Regions from separate parts of the Homo sapiens genome. Here region 1 is linked to region 2. The links are chromatin contacts, found by Hi-C or POLR2A ChIA-PET in ENCODE. All regions are on one chromosome and are shown on one strand. Each heading gives the region's core, a stretch centred on a gene start or an enhancer-like site at or near the end of the contact. The rest is flanking DNA. Distances are from core to core; before and after follow the strand shown.

Region 1 (2,700 bases), core at 88-2,587, 510 kb before region 2:
CAGCCAGAGTTCAGAATCTTGAACCGTTACTGACGTCGACTCCCCCATCTGAAGCCTCCGCATGGAAGCCATCACCCTGTTTTGTTTTCTCCTAGATAATTCTTGTTGCCAGAATTATTTTATCTGCTTATGAGTTTACAGACTAAATGTCTTGGCTCCTTCACAGGAAATGAGATCCAGGAAGACAGAAATATCTTCCCCTGTTTGGCTGCCTCGTTCCTGGGAGCTACCCAATAAATCTTAAATGAATGAATAATGAATGAATGAACCAATGAACCAATCAATCCATCCTTTCTAGCCCCCAAAGGAGCCCTAGACAAGCCCTCTCCAGCCATGGCAGGGAGGTAAAGGCGAGAGGGAGCGTCCTGGTGAAGGAGAGGCTGGAGCCGGCCCCTCCCTTACGGGTGGGCTGGCCAGAACGGGTTGCACACCTGAGCTCATCATTCCCTCGCCATGACACAGACAGGTAGGGCGTGCTGGGCCTGCCCGGCAGGGGCCCGGTAGAGCCACGTCTGCTATTGTATATGCCCCACACAGTGGACAGGCCTGGGCACCTGGCCGCTGGTCGCACGTTGGACAAGGAACTTGGCTTCTCTGAACCTCAGTCTTTCTCATCTGGAAAATGGGTTCCAGGCTCCCCATTCCCTGGGAGGAGGCGACGGCTCCACGATGCCAATGTCTGACCTAGCCTGATCCGCCTCCTTGCCCCGACACCCCTGCCGGCTGGCCACCGCCCACTGCCCACCACCCACCGCCCACCGACCCTGGACTCACCCAAAAGCAGCAGCTTCAGCTCCCCGCGGTCCTGCTTCTTCTGCTCCAAGAGGATCCTGTTGATCTCCTGGTCCACCCGGGCGGCGGCCTTCTCATCCTCCGTCAGGCACCAGGGGCAGCAGCGCCAGGTCAGCGAGCGGGCCATGGTGCGGTGGCCTCAGTCGGCACCGGGTGGCATCGCCCCCGGGCCCCTGCTGGCCAGGGCAACCCCCAGCCCAGCCGGCCCTGGAGAGGGCTCCGGGCAACCGGGTGCGCAGGGAGGCTGCCTTTTCCTTGGGGGTCACCCCCCAGGGACCTAGACTTCCTTGCCTGAAACACCCAGGAAGCCCGGCTCGGCGGTGGCAAGGCTTGAGTGCTGGGAACAGGGTGGGGACGGGAGGAGGTGGGGAGGCCAGGGCTCCCCGCCCACCTCCAGACCTGCTCAGACCCGGCCCGACAGGTTGACGGTGAAGGGTGCCAGGAGAGGGTGAGGTGGGGGCCCCAGGGAGGGCGGGGCGGTGGCGGGAAAACCCCCACCGCAGACTGGGTCCTGTGTGACCAGCAGGGCCCTTCTTCCTCCTTCTGGAGAAGGGGCGGATTCTCCTCAGGCTTCACCCGGAGCTGTCCCCCTCCTCGGAGCCAATCAGGAACCGTCAGACCCGTGCTACTGCTGATACATTATATATATATCATATATATATGTGTGTGTATATATATATATGTGTATATATATATATATATATATATATATATATATATATATATATATATATTTTTTTTTTTTTTTTTGAGACAGAGTTTCACTCTTATTGCCCAGGCTGGAGTGCAGTGGCAGGATCTTGACTCTGCAACATCTGCCTCCCAGGTTCAAGCAATTCTCCTGCCTCAGCCTCTCGAGTAGCTGGGATTACAGGCATCCACCACCACGCCGGGCTAACTTTGGATTTTTAGTAGAGAAAGGGTTCCACCACGTTGGCCAGGCTGGTCTCAAACTCCTGACCTCAGGTGATCCACCCGCCTCGGCCTCCCAAAGTGCTGGGATTGCAGGCATAAACCACCACGCTCGGCCCTTCTGATATATTTTTAAGAAACAGCTCAGGCCAGGTGTCATGGACTGTTTCCAGCGACTCTGCCCTGACCTCAGGTGATCCACCCTGCAGAGGTGGGCAGCTTGCCTGAGGTCAGGAGTTCGAAACCAGCCTGGCCAACATGGCGAAACCCTGTCTCTACTAAAGATACAAAAATTAGCCGGGTTTTGGCTCACATTAGCTGGTTTTACACTCACATCACCCTGTATAGTTACTACTGTCATCCCTGTTTGACTGATGAGGAGGTTGAGGCATAGAGCAGGGGAGTGACCGGTGGGGCTGGCACAAGGCAGAGCCGGGAGCCTATCCCTCACCTGCGGGGCCCCAGAGTCTAGACGCCTACCAGGCAGATTCCAGGCAGGGCCATCCCTTCATTGTGCGTGCATTCATGGAGCGCCAACTGTGTGCCAGGCACGGTAGCCAAGAGACACAGATCCCAGACCTCCTTACCTAAGGTTCTAGTTAAAGAACAGATAATAAAATAAATTTTAGGCTGGGCCTGGTGGCTCACGCATGTAATCCCTATACTTTGGGAGGCCAAGGCGGGCAGATCACAAAGTCAAGAAATCGAGACCAGCCTGGCCAACACGGCGAAACCCCGTCTCTACTAAAAATACAAAAATTAGCCGGGCGTGGTGGTGCACGCCTGTAGTCCCACCTACTTGGGAGGCTGAGGCAAGAGAATCGCTTGAACCCGGGAGGCAGAGGTGGCAGTGAGCTGAGATCGTGCCACTGCACTCCAGCCTGGCGACGAAGTGAGACTCCATCTCAAAAAAAATAAAAAATAAAAGAATAAAAAATTTGGCCAGGTGAGTGCGGGAGCTCACATCTGTAATCAAAGTACTTTGGGAGGCCGAGG
Region 2 (2,700 bases), core at 30-2,529:
AAATTCAGAGAGACAGAAGGGAGAATGGTGGGTGCTAGGGGCTGGGGGAGGGAAGAGGGGAGCTGTTGTTCAGTGGATACAGTGTCTCAGTTTTACAAGATGGAAGGTTCTGGAGAGCCATTGCACAGCAGTGTGAGTATACTTAACATCACTGAACCGTACACATAAACGTGGTTAAGATGATCCGTCTTATGTTATATATATATATACACACACACACACACACCACAGTTGAAAGAAAGAGAGAAAGGGAAGGGGTTTCTTGCCTTAAAGAAAGCAAACAGCTATGTCGTGAGCTGCCTGTGGAGGGTCCATGTGGCAGACACCTGAGAGTAGCCTCTAGGGGCTCAGAGCACTCACATCCAACAGCCAGTAGGTAAACAGGGACCTCATTCCTAGAGCTGCAAGGAAATGAATTCTGCCGATAACCAAACTAGCTCAGAAGAGGACCCCAAATTCCAGATGACAACTCGGCCCAGCCCATACCTTGATTTTAGGCTTATAAGACTCTGAGCGGGGGACCCAGTTAAGCCAGACTCTTGACACACAGAAGTTGTGAGATGGCAAATGGTGTCTTTGTTGCCGCTGTTGTTACTCAGCAGTAGCTGACTCATACACTTGCCGTGTTGTTTGCCATGTTGAGATTGAGATAATGATCTCCACTTCACATAGGAGAAAACAGTAGCTGAGAGGGGCTGACGTGCCCAGGGTCACATGGCAACTGTGTTGTGATCATCACATTAACTGTGCCTGTCACCTGGGCCGGACCGTCACCTCCTTCATTAAGATCAGGGATCTGGTCCAAGTCTTCACCAGATGTTTACTGAGTGAGTGAAAGAAACAAAGAATGAAGGTGCTGGGACCGATCCTCACCTGACCTCCTGCACACAGGTGAGTCTGTGTCTGCGACCAGGACCAGTGACACCATAGGACACTGAGTGAAATCTCGAGAACATAACTGTGAGGCTCAGAAGGAGTAGTCAGCACATGCAACTCCCCGGGCTGAGTCAGCTGCCGGTGTTGAGGTCGGAGCTGATCAGCCTCCTGGAATGTGACATGCTGTACCCTGACTAATATTCCGGCTGAATCAGAGCTTTGCTCGTAATGAGAGGCAAGTCTCGAGCCAGTCACCCTCTGGCCCATGTGAGACTGGGAATTCAGAATCAGCCGGGAGTGACAGAAAGCCAGGTCTGGCTGGCACGCCTGGGTGGGTGTTTACAGCACGCGGGCTGCCAGCTGTGACCAGCTCTGAAGGGAGCCAGGGCCAGAGGATGCAGGTGCAGAGGACAGGCGCCCGGAGGAAGTGGGAGGAGAGGCGGCCACAGGGCTGGGGCCCCACTCTGGGTGCCCCTGGAGCCATGCAGGGGGTGGGTTCACCCCCTTACCGCCATTTAACATGTGAGGTGGATCGTTCTCTGGGGTGGGTCATCCTGGGCACTGCAGGGTGCTGACAGTGTCCCTGGCCTCCACCAACTCCATGCCAGGAGCACCCCCAGTCATGACAACCACAAATATCCCCAGACATCACCCAGCGTCCCCTGGGACAGAAACACCTTGGTTGAGACCCTCTGGGATAGAAGATTCCACAGACCCCAAGAGATTCTGCATCCCATGATCCTCTGCCCTGCGGAGGTCCCAGGAGGCTGCACACATTGAAATCCACACCTGAGTGGGAAGAGAGAGAGGAGATGAGTCCCAGGAGCTGGGGCTCCCGGGTTTATGCCGTCTGCTCCATCTGGAGTTTATTCCAGTGTCTGGTGTGAGTAGGGAGGACACTCAGTTTATTCCCAAATAATTAAAGCAGGTCTCTCCCCCTGGGCACTGTGGACACTGACACTGGACTGTTCTCTGGGGTGAGGCCGTCCTGGGCACTGCAGGGTGCTGAGCAGCATCCCTGGCCTCCACCCACTCCATGCCAGGAGCATGGACCGATGTGAGGGAATATTAGTCAGGGAAGGTCCCACTTCCCTCCGTCATGACAATTACAGATGTCCCCCGACACCGCCCAGTGTCCCCTGAGGGGACAGAATTACCCCAGTTGAGACCCTGATTGAGTGAACCGATGAAGACAACACCGCCCAAGAGTGAAAGCAGGTGCCCACACCAGGAGCTTTGTTCGGGAATTCAGGGAGGGCTTCCTGGAGGAAGTGACATGAGTTGAGTGTTGCTAGTGCCCTGAAGGTGACAGGTGGGGTGGGGGATACAGGTGCAGAGATGGTTCCAGGACCTTGAAAAGGTGAGAGGGAGGGAGTGAGGAGGCCGCACGGCAGAGGCTGCATTTTATCCCGAGGGCAGGAGGGAGCCATAGCGGGTTCCGGCTCCACCCATGACAACAATCAATTGGTTTGGGTCCAGCCTCCCTGTGTGACAGATTAGGAAACTGAGGCACAGAGGGGGTGAGAGATGCCCCAGCCTCCTGTGGGTGGCAGAGATCCCGGTGGGTTTCCACGGTGCCGCTGGTCAGGCTGGTTTGGGGCAGGGGGCCGGCTTCAGGCCTGGGGCGGGAGCAGCATCAGCTTCACGTTCCCGCTGGAGACACGGGGTCAGGTGGGCACCCGCGGTCACTCTCTGCTTCTGTTTGGTAAAATGGGGGGTGATCACCACCCCTGCAGTCCAGGGTTGCTGCAGGGAGTAAATGAAATAATCAGGCCGGGCGCCATGGCTCACGCCTGTCATCCCAGCACTTTGGGAGGCCGAGGC

The links. Hi-C counts contacts between places; a loop is a spot of excess contacts on that map. ChIA-PET counts read pairs that join two places held with the same protein, here RNA polymerase II (POLR2A). Pooled maps may share reads with other maps.
Region 1: a loop to region 2 is called in a map with no recorded cell type, with 4 times the contacts of the local background. The contact joins the promoter of GNA15 here to the enhancer-like site in region 2. A Hi-C loop is called at or near these places in 1 of 37 single-sample maps with no recorded cell type and 2 of 50 pooled maps. POLR2A ChIA-PET finds 5 or more read pairs at or near these places in 2 of 52 experiments (MCF 10A and activated naive CD8-positive, alpha-beta T cell).

What each region holds. Positions count from the first base shown.
Region 1 is chr19:3,134,670-3,137,369 of GRCh38, reverse strand. It overlaps GNA15 (G protein subunit alpha 15), which reads right to left and starts at 1,337. Exons shown (of 7, transcript NM_002068.4): 1 at 775-1,337. The coding sequence starts at 919.
Region 2 is chr19:2,626,035-2,628,734 of GRCh38, reverse strand. All of the region lies in intron 2 of GNG7 (G protein subunit gamma 7), which reads left to right. Among named protein-coding and RNA genes, the nearest start is that of MIR7850, 3.3 kb to the left of the region's middle. RefSeq lists an enhancer at 555-1,754. Within about 2 kb of position 1,279, at least 31 of the 41 ENCODE cell types and tissues checked have a DNase peak (open chromatin) inside an H3K27ac peak, as active enhancers do.